Regions from separate parts of the Homo sapiens genome. Here regions 2 and 3 are each linked to region 1. The links are chromatin contacts, found by Hi-C or POLR2A ChIA-PET in ENCODE. All regions are on one chromosome and are shown on one strand. Each heading gives the region's core, a stretch centred on a gene start or an enhancer-like site at or near the end of the contact. The rest is flanking DNA. Distances are from core to core; before and after follow the strand shown.

The links. A loop is a pair of places that touch in the nucleus more often than their neighbours do. ChIA-PET counts read pairs that join two places held with the same protein, here RNA polymerase II (POLR2A). Pooled maps may share reads with other maps.
Region 2: a loop to region 1 is called in a map of IMR-90, with 2.7 times the contacts of the local background. The contact joins the promoter of CPT1C here to the promoter of PTOV1 in region 1. A Hi-C loop is called at or near these places in 5 of 168 maps with a recorded cell type or tissue (IMR-90, chondrocyte, dorsolateral prefrontal cortex and 2 more) and 10 of 50 pooled maps. POLR2A ChIA-PET finds 5 or more read pairs at or near these places in 12 of 52 experiments (A549, AG04449, Caco-2 and 9 more).
Region 3: a map of CD8-positive, alpha-beta T cell shows a loop between it and region 1 (30-fold over the local background). The contact joins the enhancer-like site here to the promoter of PTOV1 in region 1. A Hi-C loop is called at or near these places in 3 of 168 maps with a recorded cell type or tissue (CD8-positive, alpha-beta T cell and naive thymus-derived CD4-positive, alpha-beta T cell) and 12 of 50 pooled maps. POLR2A ChIA-PET finds 5 or more read pairs at or near these places in 21 of 52 experiments (BJ, CD4-positive, alpha-beta T cell, CD4-positive, alpha-beta memory T cell and 16 more).

The regions. Positions count from the first base shown.
Region 1 is chr19:49,847,650-49,852,408 of GRCh38, reverse strand. PTOV1 (PTOV1 extended AT-hook containing adaptor protein) reads right to left here and starts at 1,250. Exons shown (of 12, transcript NM_001394010.1): 1 at 910-1,250. The coding sequence starts at 1,080. It overlaps PTOV1-AS1 (PTOV1 antisense RNA 1), which reads left to right and starts at 733. Exons shown (of 4, transcript NR_040037.1): 1 at 733-841. RefSeq lists silencers at 1,052-1,341, 1,782-1,861 and enhancers at 1,442-1,551, 3,353-3,432.
Region 2 is chr19:49,688,543-49,693,301 of GRCh38, reverse strand. CPT1C (carnitine palmitoyltransferase 1C) reads right to left here and starts at 2,186. Exons shown (of 20, transcript NM_001199753.2): 1 at 1,962-2,186; 2 at 1,413-1,481; 3 at 909-1,063. The coding sequence starts at 1,049. ADM5 (adrenomedullin 5 (putative)) reads right to left here and starts at 3,708. Exons shown (of 2, transcript NM_001101340.2): 1 at 3,391-3,708; 2 at 2,727-3,196. The coding sequence starts at 3,464. The coding sequence ends at 2,809. RefSeq lists a silencer at 3,249-3,318 and an enhancer at 4,627-4,759.
Region 3 is chr19:49,714,796-49,719,554 of GRCh38, reverse strand. It overlaps the pseudogene RPS9P4. Among named protein-coding and RNA genes, the nearest start is that of CPT1C, 26 kb to the right of the region's middle. RefSeq lists a cis regulatory region at 1,602-2,137. Within about 2 kb of position 1,899, at least 19 of the 41 ENCODE cell types and tissues checked have a DNase peak (open chromatin) inside an H3K27ac peak, as active enhancers do; they include CD8-positive, alpha-beta T cell and HCT116, where a contact is called at or near this core.

The DNA of each region.
Region 1 (4,759 bases), core at 1-2,500:
AACTAGATGCGAATGCTGCAGGAAGGGGCGAAGGCAGTGGAGTGAAGGGGTACGTTTAAGTTGTGGGAGGTGATCTAAGTCTCGGTATCCATGTTTATGACCCCAGGAAGCCTGTTTAAGGTTTCAGTAGGGCTGCCACAGCTCTGTGCCATCCACACCGCTGAGGCAGTGTATTTAAGAAGCGGACCCGAGCGCGAACCCAGGGGAAATCTCACATCGGGGCAAGCGTGTGCACGGTGCAAAGTCGCGATGTGCGGTTTTACAGCCCCAGGTAAACCTTACGGTTTCTGAAAAGCATGTGCATCTTTTGGGTCCGGAGAAGCGTGTGCAGCCCAAAGTACCTGCGAAGCTGAATGTTTACGTTTAAGGTCTGGGCTCACGGCAGTCCATCAAAGCATCCCACATGTGGGCGCGGGCGCGTATTCTAGGTGCGCACTCCACGGGCACGGAGCGGCCGCCAGGGGAGAACGCCCACGGGTGCGACATCTGGGGGCGCTGGTACAAAGCGCGGGCCCCTCCCTCGCCGCTGTCCCCCAAAACCGCCCCCATTTCCAGGTTTCCTGCCCGGAGAGCGAGCAACTCTCCAATAGGAAAAACAAGCGAGCGTGCCGGCTGCCTGTCTGCCGCCCCCAGCCCGCGTTTAAATCGGGCCGCGGAGTCAGCAGTAATATGAGCCCGCCCCGCCCCCGTCCCCCAACCCCCCACCCCGGCCCGAACGCGCAACAAAGGGGAGAGCGCGGCGCGAACCACCGGGTGCTCCACGGGGGAACCCGGCCCCGGGCGGGACCACCCTTCGGGCCACAGGGGACACCCCGGAGCGGCGGGGGCTGCGGACAAAGGCGTGAGCCCGGGATAGGGGCTGGGGGGGCGGGGCCGTGGAAGGCTCTGGAAAAAGGGCGGGGGGCTCACCATGGGAGGGGCCGAGCGGGCCCGGATCCGCGGAGGCTGCGGGCCTCGGGGGCTGGCAGGCCAGGAGCGCGAGCGGACGGCGCGCACCACGAGGGGCCGCGGAGGGCGGCCGCGACCCCCGAGGGGGCCCCCGGCGCCGGAGCGGTACGGGGCACGGCGCGGACGGACCATGGCGGGCGCGGGCCGAGCGGGCGGGGAGCTGCCGCGGGCCACAAGGGGGGCTGCGGGCTCCACCGACTGAGGGGCGCGGGCGCGGGCGCGCGGCTTCGGGGGAGACGGGCTGAGCCGTACCAAGCTCGGGGGACGCGCCGCCGGAGTGGGGTCGCCGCGGCCGAACCACTGAGGCGAGCGGGGGAGCCCGGCGCGTACCAAGCGCGTCCGAGGGGGCGTGGCCGGAGCGTACCAAGGCGGCGCGGGGGAGCGGGGCCCGGGCGGGAGCGGAGTGTGGGCTCGGCGGTCCTGCGGGCCTCTCCGGCGCGGGGGAGTCCTGGGAAGACGCGCGAGCCACAACTTCAGGGGGCGTGGCGGGAACGGGAGCCCCTACCGAATGGGGTGGCAGAAGAACGAAGGCGACACCAAGCTGGCCCCTTGCGGGGGTCGGGACGGCGGGAGACCTCATCCGGAGCCCTGGGCCCGCAGAGCCAGGAGACCGCGCCAAAATACATCAGGGAAGAGGGGAGGACGGAATAATGGGCCTGGGGACAAAGGAACCCACTGAAAGGGAACCCACTGAGGGTACGGATTGCACCCGAGCCTGAGACAGCTGAAGGTTTGCAGTCGGTGACGTGGCGAGGTGGGCAAGGGACTCCAACTCCCAGCGGGCCCCGCGCGGCCTGGGCGGGGCCAGCTGTCCCTGGAGGCTCCGCCCATTAGCCCCGGCGCCCAGGCTCCGCCCGCCGTCCCTGGCGACTCCAAGCTTCTCGCCACTCACGTCGCTCCCCGGCCTTCCGTGGATTCGCTCATTCGCTCTGCTAAAATGGAATGACTACTTACTAGTAGTTGTATAAGATTTTTCCCTCGATTTTTGTTCCTTAAACGTGGGTAATACCTAACCCTAGAGTGGTTATGGGGATCGAGCCCGAGGGGCTGTGCTTGACTGCTTGGCGCAGTCACTACTCAAATGTTAGCTTTTCTTTAAAAACAACAACAAAAATCTGTTATGAGTACCCTGTCCAGTTCTGTGCTCGGCGACGACCGAATCAGACCACGTCCCTCACAGGCCCCACGGTCCACTGGGGAGAGACATAATCACAGGCTGTGCTAAGTGTTAACTAGCGCACATCCACAGGGCGATGGGATATGACCATAGCGAGGTAAAGTTAGCAAGCAAGGGAAGTCAAGAAAACGACCTGTGAGCAACCTGCCATTCCAGATGGCTGGAAAAGTGTGCAAAGAGGACAGAACAGCAAAGACAAATCCTGAAAGTAGAAGGAATAAAAGGGAGCCAGTGTGGGCGGAGTCGAGTGAAGGTAGAGAGGAGAAATAGACACAGCTGTAGGAGGTTAGAGACGGAGTCCCTACTTCTGTTTCGGATGTTGACTAAACAATGTAGATAGATATTGATGTCATAGCCTGGAGAGAGAAATTCGGGAGTCATCAGTGTTTGAATGGAGACTGGATGAGCTCACAAAGAGACTGGGACACTCATCCCTTTAGCAGTCACGACAATGAGAAGCAACCAGCAAAGGACACGGAGGAGTGGCCAGTGAAATGGCAGAAGAACCCGTAGGCCTGTCCATGTTTTCCTGCCCAGGGGCTCCCGAGGGCTGACTGGAGCCCAGCCTTAAACCCCAAATCCAACCTGCATTGTGGCCAAACGGAGTCAGTGCTCCCTGAACACAAACTGCAAGTTAGTTATCAACAGGTACCTCCAATGCCCTGTCAATCACCCATGTGAGGACAACCTGGCAGCAGGAAGGAGAAAAAACAGGAGCTGCTTTAATCTCCCGGAATCCTCACTTCTCCCCATTCTTGTTGGTCCAAACCATCAAGATCTCTTGCCTGGGTGACGTCTCCTAACTCTTGCTGCCTTCTCTGTCACTACAATAATCAAAACCATCCAATGGCTTCCCAGTGCCTTTAGAATTAAATCCAAACTTGGTACTGTGGCCCCTGCTGCCGCCCCCCAAAAAATCTCTCTCCCATCCTTCCTGTTCTCTACCTGTTAATGCCTTCCCATCCCTCAGAACCCATCAGGACACACGTGAGTTTGAATGCCCTGAATTGTATAAGCATGGAGAGCGGTATACCAGGGTGTACTCCAGAGTGAGCAAAATGGGAACTCATGTCAGAAAGTGAAATGAAAATGTAGGCTGAAATTCTATCAGTAATACTGCAACAAAACTCTCTGAAACCATCTCACTTAACTCGGTCCACCAACTTGAAAGACACTTTCCTTTTCATCTGTGAAGCCCACTGCTGGGGCTAGCAGGCTACTATTATGACTAAGCAATTCCACTTCCATCTCTCAAGCTGTTTACTTCCTGAAAGGTAGCTGTTTGATCCAAACCTGTTTATGCCAGAAGTTCTTGTTTAATTTACTATCAAACTAATGAAATTAATGCAAGACAGTTGTTTATACACAAACCAGATTGCTTGCTTTGGAAAGACTAAAAGGGAGTTGTTAAAAGAAAAACATGCCAGGCGTGGTGGCTCACACCTGTAATTCTGCACTTTGGGAAGCCGAGGTGGGCAGATCACTTCAGGTCAGGAGTTCAAGACCAGTCTGGCCAACATGGTGAAACACCGTCTCCACTAAAAATACAAAAGTTAACCGGGCATGGTGGTGTATGCCTGTAGTCCCAGCTACTCTGGAGGCTAAGGCAGGAGAATCGATTGAACCCAGGGGGTGGAGGTTGCAGTGAGCTGAGATCTCACCACTGCAACTCCAGCCTGAGCAACAAAGCAAGACTCCATCTCTTAAAAAAAAAAAAATGCTGCCAAGTTAGGTACAAGTAAAGCAACTGTAAATTATTTAATGAAAAAGCTTATAAAAACCTAGGAAGACTCAGCCCCCAGTTTGTTTCATAAATGTCTTTAGGTTCTCAAGCCACTTAAAAAAATGACTCATTGTGGTTTGTGGGTGGAGCTTATACAAGAATGTGATGTTCTACTGGGCGCAGTGGCTCATGCCCGTAATCCCAACACATTGGGAGGCTGAGGTGGGAAGATTGCTTGAGCCCAGGAGCTCGAGACCAGCCTGGGCAACACAGTGAGACTCCCACCTCTACAAAAACAACAATAATTTTCTAGGCATGGTGGCATGCACCTGTGGTCCCAGCTACTCAGGAGGCTGAGGTGGGAGGATCTCTTGAGTCCAGGAGATTGAGGCTGTAGTGAGCCGTGTTCACACCACTGCACTTCAGTCCAAGTGACAAAGTGAGACCCTGTCTCAAAAACAAGAATGTAATGTCGTGTGCTAACTAGGAGACCAATACTGAAAGAAAGGGTCTTGGTCCTACGTACAAGAGATGTCTGTTTAAATGTTCTTGGTTAAAATAAGATGTTTAAAGTGTTAAGATGGCCGTTAGTGCTATTTGCCATATATTTCTAGCTCCACACTTGGCCAGCATTTGACCCCATTTAGCTTGAGTGCGGCCATGTGATTAATTTTGGCCAGTAAGGTGTGAGGCCATGTGATTACATCTGGCCAATGAGATATGAGCAGAAGTGACACATGTGAATTCAGCAAGAGCACATAATTGCTAATGGAAGACCAGACCCCTCTGCCTTTACTATGTCCATTGGCAACCTTCATGATCTGTCCGCACGGGCTCCAAGCTGACACTCAATACAGCACGAGTGACAAAATCCACCTTGGCTGTTTCAAGCCACTGCAATCTGGGGGTAA
Region 2 (4,759 bases), core at 937-3,436, 160 kb after region 1:
CAAGCAGGGAGTCCCTGTATGGAGACAGTGCAAGAGTTCTAGAACCAGAAACCCTGGGACAGACATGGGTGCTGGTTACACATTGGGCATGCGCATTCCAGAACAGGGACAGAGCAGGAGTTTGGGCCGGGCGCGGTGGCTCATTCCTGTAACCCAAGCGCTTTGGGAGGCAGATCACTTGAGGTCAGGAGATCGAGATTAGCCTGGCCAACATGTTGAAACCCCGTCTCTACTAAAAATACAAAAATTAGCTGGGCGTATAATCCATGCCTGTAATCCCAGCTACTCGGGAGGCTGAGGCAGGAGAATCGCTTGAACCTGGGAGGTGGTTGCAGTGAGCCAAGATCACCCCACTGCATTCCAGTCTGGGCAACAGAGTGAGACTCTGTCTCATAAATAAATAAATAAATAAGCCAGGCATGGTGGCGTGCGCCAATAATCCCGGCTACCTGGGAGGCTGAGGCAGGGAATTGCTTGAACCCAGGAGGCGGAGGTTGCAGTGAGCTGAGATCCCGCCACTGCACTCCAGCCTGGGCGACAGAGTGAGACTGTGTCTCAGAAACAACAACTACAAAAGAAGCTGGAGATGAAAGGAAGAAATGATAATTTCACCATAAGGGAAGGATATGGAGTTCTAGAAACTGGAAGTGGGTAGTTTTTGGGGGGCCCAGTTCCCCTCTTGGGTGAAAGAAGTGAGCAGAGGTTCTCAGCAGGTGGGGCTGTGGATCCCAGAAGTGAGCCACGGAGAAATTGCTAAAGGGGTCCTGGGAGCAGACATCAAAATTCTAAGAAAAAGGGGTGATAGTCTCCCAGAAATGAACCAGCTGAAATGCCGGAAGTGAGCCTCAGACATCCCGGAAGCAGAAACCTGGATCCCCGGAAGGAAACCGACCAGCACCGCTCCTCACCCAGAAACGTGAGAGATGCCTTTTCCAGGAGCGCAGGCCAGAGAGGTAGATCTCCTGCAGCACAGGGGCACTGAGTTCCACTTCAGCCCCGTCCGAGGTCAGCGAGGGTCGGAAGCCCACGGCCTGGTGCGCTTCAGCCATGTCACGCTGGAGCCCTGAGTCGGGCAGAGTCATACTTCAGGACCCCAGCCCCTCCGCCCTCAGACTCAGGAGTCCAGGCCCCCAGCCCCTCCTCCTCCTTCATACCCAGGAGTCCAGGCCCCAGTCCCTCCTCTCTCAGATCCAGGAGTCCAGGCCCCCAGCCCCTCCTCCCTCAGACCCAGAAGCCCAGGCCCCAGCCCCTCCTCTCTCAGATCCAGGAGTCCAGGCCCCCAGCCCCTCCTCCCTCAGACCCAGAAGCCCAGGCCCCAGCCCCTCCTCCCTCAGACCCGGGATCTCACGCTTTCAGCTGCCTTTTTGCGCCGACCCAGGACTACATAACCTAGCTCATCCTTCTCTAAGCACCTGAAGGGTCTTGAGGGTCCTGGTTTGTAGACCCGGAGGTTTTGAGGGAAGGACGTCAATTCGGGACCTCTGGGAACGCATAGAGAGGCCAGAGGGATAGCTCGCGTTAACCCCTTTACCTGCTCTCCCAAGAACATGGTGCGGGGGCAGTGCCCTCCCCCCAGTACAGGATTCTCAAGATTCGGGGGTGGGTGGAGGAGGGAAACTGGTCCAGGCTGAGTTGCGGGGTCTTGAGAAAAGCATTAGTTTTAGACCCATATGAAACAAACACCTGTTAGACATTGACGCTGTCCACCCCATTGCCGCTTTTCATGCCAAGGCGAGGGGGATGGTGTCTATAAATTCATCCGCTCAGCGTCCCCTCCCCCCGCCCGTGCTGGAGGGAATGGGGAAGGAAGCACCCACTGCGCATGCCTCGCAGCCTGGGATGCTGAGGCTGTGAGCGGAGGCGAGCGTCGAGGACAAGTGATGGAGAGGCTTGCACGCCCAACCCTAGACACAGGACTCCAGGCCCCGCCGGAGCCCGAGCCCCTGGGGTCCAGTACTTACCACGTTGAATCAAGGGTCCGCTGATCGGATCCTGGGGTCCAAACCCGAGTCCACCCCCGCCCCCCGATTTTGAGCGCCGGCCCCAAATCTCCCGCTTGCATATGTCCAATCCCAGTGCAAGGAGTCCACCACCGGGTCGACGGGCCTTTGGAGTCCTGCCCACCCCGAGATCACCGTCACCCAGAAACCCCGATTCCTCTCTCTCGTGTCCCTAGCCGGGTATTCAGGTCCCGGGTTTTATCCCCGCCTCCTTCCAATCCCCGCGTTCTATCCCCGCCCCCTTCGAGCCACGGCGTCCAATCCCCTACATCCGTTCGATCCCCAGTCCTCCGTCTCCTTTTACCCGGCCAGATTCTCCACCATTTGGCCGCTCGCATTCTACGCAGCTGTTCGGAACCCGGGTTCCTGGGCTCCTCACTCAGCTCATTGTCTCTTAGTCTCCTGTCTCTTCGAGGAACAAGGCTCAGCTGGGAGGTCGCAGCCCACCCCAGGTGCATTATAACGTCAGGCGCGTAGGGTGCCGGAGCAAATCTCAGCCCTTTCACGCCAGGGAGGGAGGAGGGATGTTTGGGGGTCAGGACGGCCCGCCAAAACCACCCACGGAAGGTGCATGGATTGAGTTGGCAAGAAAGGCGCCACAGCGGGTTGGATTCAAGGTAGACAGTGGGACTTCCGTGAGGGAGAAGCAGCATGGCTAATAGAGAAAGGTATATTAGAGACCCAGCCTCGACTGAGAGGTCGAAATAGGTACAGAGAAGCAGAGACTGAAACACGGAACTCTTGTTTATTCGGCTCTGGGCGTCAGTGTTCTTCGCCCAGCCTGGTCCCGTGTGCTTCTAGGTCCAACCTAGTCGCAGCCCGGGGAGGGACTGGGGAAGACGGTTTCAGGGGCTGGAGTTAGGGGAGAAGAAATGTGGAGTAGAAGCTCCAACATACAGATAGGCAAACTGAAGCCGAGGAGGGGACGAGCCGTGCCCGAGGTCACCCAGCGAGCTGGGCACTGCGCTAGCCCCCTCGCTGCAGGCCGGAATCCTGGGAACCGAGCCGGGCTTCCGCCTCGCGCCACCGGCGGCGCCCATAGCTGTAGGGGTCCTGGGGCTCGTGGCTGGCCTTCCCCGAGGGCTCCTTGGTGGAGACAGCGAATCCAGTATATGATCTCCGCCAGGCGGTGGGTCCGGCATACGCCCAGGTAGCAGACGTGCCCGCGGTGCTGGGGGACCTGGTGCTGGCCTCGCCTGGAGAGGGAGCGTGGGAGAAAACCGGGTTCAAACCGAATTGAGAGATGGAGCGTGATGGAGGTGGGCACCCAAGCACTCCAAGACCAGCGGGGAGGCTTACAGATCACCTGCCCGTTCCGCGGCCGGGAGAGGGCGCTCGCCCTTTACGGTCTCCCTCCCGCCCTGTCCCTGCTGCCACCCGGGTTTCTCACCTGGCTGCAGTGTCCAGGTCCCCTTGGGCGGAGAAGGCGAGGAGCAACAGCAGGATGAGGATGTGGATAGTCATCGTGGGCAGGGCGGGTCAGGATCCGTGGCCCGTAGTTGCGGCCACCCCGCCCCGTTCCCGCACCGGGCTGATCGCCTCTGGGTGCAGCTCTGGAGCCAGGTACCAGGGCCAGTCCCCACTTCCCAGGCGGGGAACACTGAGGCCAAAAGTCTGTGGGAAGAGGCCGCACCACACCAGAGGGGCAGGATTCAAACCCGGGTCCCCGCTTCCCGCACCGCGGCTCCAGAGACCTCACTGGGTGTGTGGGGTCACACCAGCTGCTGTCTATCCCCCTAGGAGGTCTGTGGAGACTCGCCCCCTTCAAAGCGTGGGGAAATGGGGCGGGGCCAATGACACCCGCAGGTAGCTAAGCAGCGGGATTCCAAGAAAAGGGGTGGCGGCGGGGAAGCGCTGGCTCTGGTTGTAGATGCGACCTCACCCTCACCCTGTCGGGAAGCCGGTTAGTAGACAGTTGGGACCCTGGAACCTCGGGGGCCAGGCAATGCAGGGCAAGTGCACATGCGGCCCCCTGGAGGGCGTGGAGCGAGGGAGACCCCAAACACACTGAGGAGCGCCCCTCCGGAAGAGAAAAGGCCGAGGTGTCAGGCACTCGCCGGTGAGGGCTCCAGTTGCACTGAAGCAGGTGTAGCCAGGGCTGTTCAACGAGGAGGGTGTCCTGGGTCAACCAGGTCGAGTGCACAGTATTGTGGGGGACCCAGGACCCCGTGGCCAGGCCCTGAGGGTGGAAGGGTGGGTGCAGACGCCATGTCTGCAGCAGAGGCAGAGGGACCTCGTCTTCACCTCTGTAAGATGGGTAGGCCCTGCCACCTTACAGCTGCAACTCCCACTGACCTCCATGGAGGGCAAGTCCCCAGCCCTAAGCCCCAAGCCATTCTAGGGGAGGAAGCAGGGCCACTCCCCCATGAGAAATTCTATCCTTGCAAACATACACCCCCAACCCACTCAGTGTCCCCAGCTGCAGAGGGCTGGGCACAGTTGGGCCTTGAAGGGACCCGAACAGGAAAAAACAGCCAGAGAGGAACAATGTCGAGTGTTGGGGGGAGGTGGGGAGACTGTTCTGGGAAACTTGAGGGCTGGCTGTGCTGGAAAGCCACCCCCATCCCCTACTAGGCAGGACACGGGTACCGCAGAGGGGAGGGGCGCAGACCCAGGAGAGGGATGAAAAGAGTTGGACAAAGACCCTGAGAGACAGCTGTGGAGGACAGGGACCCCGAGAAGGAACCAAGGAAGGGGAGCAAGAGGCCTAGAGACGGGGGACGGGAGACGCAGATCCACAGAATGGCAGCCACCAGCAG
Region 3 (4,759 bases), core at 650-3,149, 130 kb after region 1:
AACGCCAAGAAGGGCCAGGGTGAGGGTGGGGCTGGAGACGACGAGGAGGAGGATTAAGTCCACCTGTCCCTCCTGGGCTGCTGGATTGTCTCGTTTTCCTGCCAAATAAACAGGATCAGCACTTTACAATTGGAAAAAAAAAGAAAGAAAGGAAAGTAAGAGTAGCAACCTCATAGGCAGAGTAGCTCTGAGGATCGTTGGTTGGTTATTTTAATGGTTAGTTGTTGAATATATGCTAAATAAAAGGTGAATTACACATGGGTTTTCTAGATAAGAGGCAGGGAGTTCCCAGAACCTGGGCTTTCACCCCGTCCAGACCACACAGGGTAACTTTTCAGCATGGCCATGGCATTTGTAAACTGTCATGGTGCTGGTGGCAGTGTTTTTAGCATGTTAATGCATTACAATTAGCATATAATGAGCAGTGAAAGTAACCAGACGTCACTTCCTTTTTAGTTGTTGTTGTTTTTTGAGATGGAGTTTGGCTCTTGTTGCCCAGGCTGGAGTGCAATGGCGCGATCTTGGCTCACCACAACCTCTGCCTCCCGGGTTCAAGAAATTCTCCTGCCTCAGCCTCCCAGGTAGCTGGGATTACAGGCAGGCACCACCACGCCGGGCTAATTTTGTATTTTGAGTAGAGACAGGGTTTCTCCGTGTTGGTCAGGCTGGTCTCGAACTCCTGACCTCAGGTAATTCACCCGCCTCGGCCTCCCTAGGTGCAGGGATTACAGGCATGAGGCACCGGGCCCGGCCCCAGAGGTCCCTTTCATTGTCCTCTTGGTTCTAGCTGGTTTTAGCCAGTTTCTTTTGCTGTTTTCTGTCTTATGAGTGAGGTCTTGTGTCCTGTTGTCTTGGAAACCAGTCTTGCCAAATTCCTATCTCACTAGGGTATGAAAAACAAAGACAAAGGTTAGAGTTATTAAAAACTATACATTTGGATCAGGAGCCAGTGGACATAAAACTGAGCCTCTGGGCTGGGCCCAGTGGCTCACGCCTGTAATTCCAGCACTTTGGGAGGCCAAGGCGGGTGGATCACCTGAGGTTGGGAGTTCAAGACCAGCATGGCCAACACGGGGAAAACCTGTCTCTACTAAAAATACAAAAATTAGCTGGGCGTGGTTACGCACGTCTGCAATCCATTACTCGGGAGGCTGAGGCAAGAGAATCACTTGAACCCGCGAGATGGAGTTTGCAGTGAGCCAAGATCACGCCATTGCACTCCAGCCTGGGCTACAGAGTGAGACTCTGTCTCAAAAAAAAAAAAAAACTGAGGCTCTGAAGAGGAGGCACTGCTCAGATGGTGCTGGTGTTTCTGAGCTCAGAGGAGGATCACTAGAGACTGGAATTTTCTTTCTTTTTTTTTTTTTTTTGAGACGGAGTCTCGCTCTGTCACCCAGTCTAGAGTGCAGTGGCGTGATCTTGGCTCATTACAAGCTCAGCCTCCCGGGTTCATGCCATTGCCCTGCCTCAGCCTCCCGAGTAGCTGGGACTACAGGTGCCCGCCACTATGCCCGGCTTATTTTTTGTATTTTTAGTAGGGACAGGATTTCACCGTGTTAGCCAGGATGGCCTCGATCTTCTGACCTCGTGATTGACCCGCCTCAGCCTCCCAAAGAGCTGGAATTACAGGCGTGAGCTACCGCACCCGGCCCGAGACTGGAATTTTCTCAGGCAGGGGTGCTGGTCTGGCATCCCCAAATGGTCTGGCATCTCTGAGGATGTGCAAGTTTGGAAAAACTGCAAATTGGATTTAGCTGCTGCTACAGGAAAGAACTGCCTTGGACAGGGTGAAGAAGCTTTGCTGACGCAGATGAGAACAGGAAACCAACGGGAAGTAAGCAGAGAGCAAACAGGAAGGAGCAAGAACCCTTTTCCTCCTTCAGGCTCTACGGTCAGTCTGGCACCCCCTATTGGCAGAGGCTAACACACCACTTGGCAAAGTGAAAGTGGGGTTTTCAGAGTCCCATTCCCAGTTACCCAAAGCCCAGTGCTGGGAAATAGATTTGAAGCCAAGAGATAATAGCTTAAGAAGTGGTACACATAATAATAGTATGTGCCAAGGACCAGCAATTATGATTAATCCAATTCTGTACCCCTGAGGACCAAATATATTTTTGAAAGACTACTTGCAAAAAAAAAAAGTCGTGGCCGGGCGCGGTGGCTCACGCCTGTAATCCCAGCACTTTAGGAGGCTGAGGCGGGTGGATCACGAGGTCAGGAGATCGAGACCATCCTGGCTAACATGGTGAAACCCCGTCTCTACTAAAAATACAAAAAAATTAGCCGGGTGTAGTGGCGGGCGCCTGTAGTCCCAGCTACTCGGGAGGCTGAGGCAGGAGAATGGCGTGAACCCGGGAGGCGGAGCTTGCAGTGAGCCGAGATTGCGCCAGGCAGTATTCCAACCAAAAATAAATTTCTTGGTCAGGTGCAGTGGCTCACGCCTGTAATCCCAGCTACTCGGGAGACTGAGGCACAAGAATCATTTGGGCCTGGGAAGAGGAGGTTGCAGTGAGCCGAGATTGCACCACTGCACTCCAGCCTGGGTGACAGAGTGAAACTCGGTCTCAAACAGGCGGGGCACGGTGGCTCAAGCCTGTAATCCCAGCACTTTGGGAGGCCGAGGCGGGCAGATCACATGAGGTCAGGAGTTCTAGACCAGCCCGACCAACATGGAGAAACCCCGTCTCTACTAAAAATACAAAATTAACCGGGCATGGTGGTGCCTGCCTGTAATCCTAGCTAACTTGAGAGGCTGAGGCAGGAAAATCTCTTGAACCGGGGTAGGTGGAGCTTGTGGTGAGCCGAGACTGTGCAATTGCACTCCAGCCTGGGCAACGAGAACAAAACTCCGTCTCAAAAAAATAAATAAAAATAAAAGCAAATTTCAAAAAAGAATATGAGGGTTGAGGCTGAGGTGTTTGCAGTTTGTATTCTTTATTCCTGTGTAAAAAAAAAAGTTACCCCAAAGTATAGCAACTTGAATTAACAAACATTTATTATCTCACATAGTTGTTAAAAGTCAGGAAATCAAAAGTAGCTTAGCTAAGGTGGTTCTGGCTCCGTGTCCCTCATGAAGTTGTGGTTAAGCTGTCAGCCGGGTGACAGTCATCTGAAGGCTTGACTGGGACTGGAGGATCTGCTTCCAAGATGGCTCACTCATGTGTGCCTCACTGGCTGTTGGCAGGAGGTCTCAGTTCTTTACCACGTGGGCCTCTTCATGGGCAGCTTGAGTGTCCTCATGACATGGTGGCTGGCTTCCCCCAGAGCAAGTGATTGAGAAACAGAGCAAGAAGGAAGCCACAATGTCTTGTGTTGTTTTGTTTTGTTTTTTGTTTTGTTTTGAGACACAGCCTTGTTCTGTTGCCAGGCTGGAATGCACTGGTGCAATCTCAGCTCACTGCAACCTCCGCATCCCGGGTTCAAGCGATTCTCCTGCCTCAGCCTCCTGAGTAGCTGGGACTACAGGCACATGCCACCACACCCAGCTAATTTTTGCATTTTTAGTAGATACAGGGTTTCACCATGTTGGTCAGGATGGTCTCGATCTCTTGACTTCGTGATCAGCTCGCCTCAGCCTCCTAAAGTGCTGGGATTACAGGTGTGAGCCACCATGCCCGGCCAAAAGAAAGCCACAATGTCTTTTGTGACCTAATCACTATTTTTTTTTTTTTTTTGAGACGGGGTTTCACTCTTGTTGCCCAGGCTGGAGTGCAATGGCGCGATCCCGGCTCACCACAACCTCTGCCTCCCGGGTTCAAGCAGTTCTCCTGCCTCAGCCTCCTGAGTAGCTGGGATTACAGGCATGCACCACCATGCCCAGCTAATTTTGTATTTTTAGTAGAGATGTGGTTTCTCCATGTTGGTCAGACTGATCTCAAACTCCTGACCTCAGGTGATCCACCCGCCTCCGCCTCCCAAAGTGCTGGAATTACAGGCATGAGCCACCGTGCCCAGCCCCCACTTGTGGACATTTTTTAAACCATCACAGAGTTGGCAGTCTGGCTGGGGTGGTTGGGCTGGTAGAGGTTGAGCCATTTAGAATTTTGATTTTGTTGTTGGGTTGTATTATTGTTTGACTCAGAAGCAGTGAGGGTTAGATTGATGGCGCGTTGGAACCGTGGTATTGGTGGGGTGGGTGATTGGGTTTGGTGTTGATGGCTGTAGTTGGGCTGGTGGAGATTGTAATGGTGGGGGTGGTGGAGCACAGTGAAGGTGTGCTCGGGGATGATGGTGTTTAAAGTCATCACTGGCCGGGCGCGGTGGCTCACGCCTGTAATCCCAGCACTTTGGGAGGCCGAGGCAGGCGGATCACGAGGTCAGGAGATCGAGACCATCCTGACTAACACAGTGAAACCCCGTCTCTACTGAAAATACAAAAAAATTAGCTGGGCGTGGTGGCGGGCACCTGTAGTCCCAGCTACTCGGGAGGCTGAGGTAGGAGAATGGCATGAACCCGGAAGGCAGAGCTTGCAGTGAGCTGAGATCACGCCGCTGCACTCCAGCCTGGGCGACGGAGCAAGACTCCGTCTTAAAATATAAATAAATAAATAAATAAAAATAAAGTCATCACTATGGGTCAAGGTAAAGTGTGGGTTATGGTGGAAATGAGAAGGGATATTTGGTGGGGATGGTGGAGCTTGGAGTTGGACGTTGTGTTGGTTGTGTGGTTCGAACTGTAGTTGAGTTGTTGTGTATAGTGGGGTGTGGCATCATGGAGTTGCTGATTGCTGGAATGATGGCAGCGTTAGGGTGGTGTGCA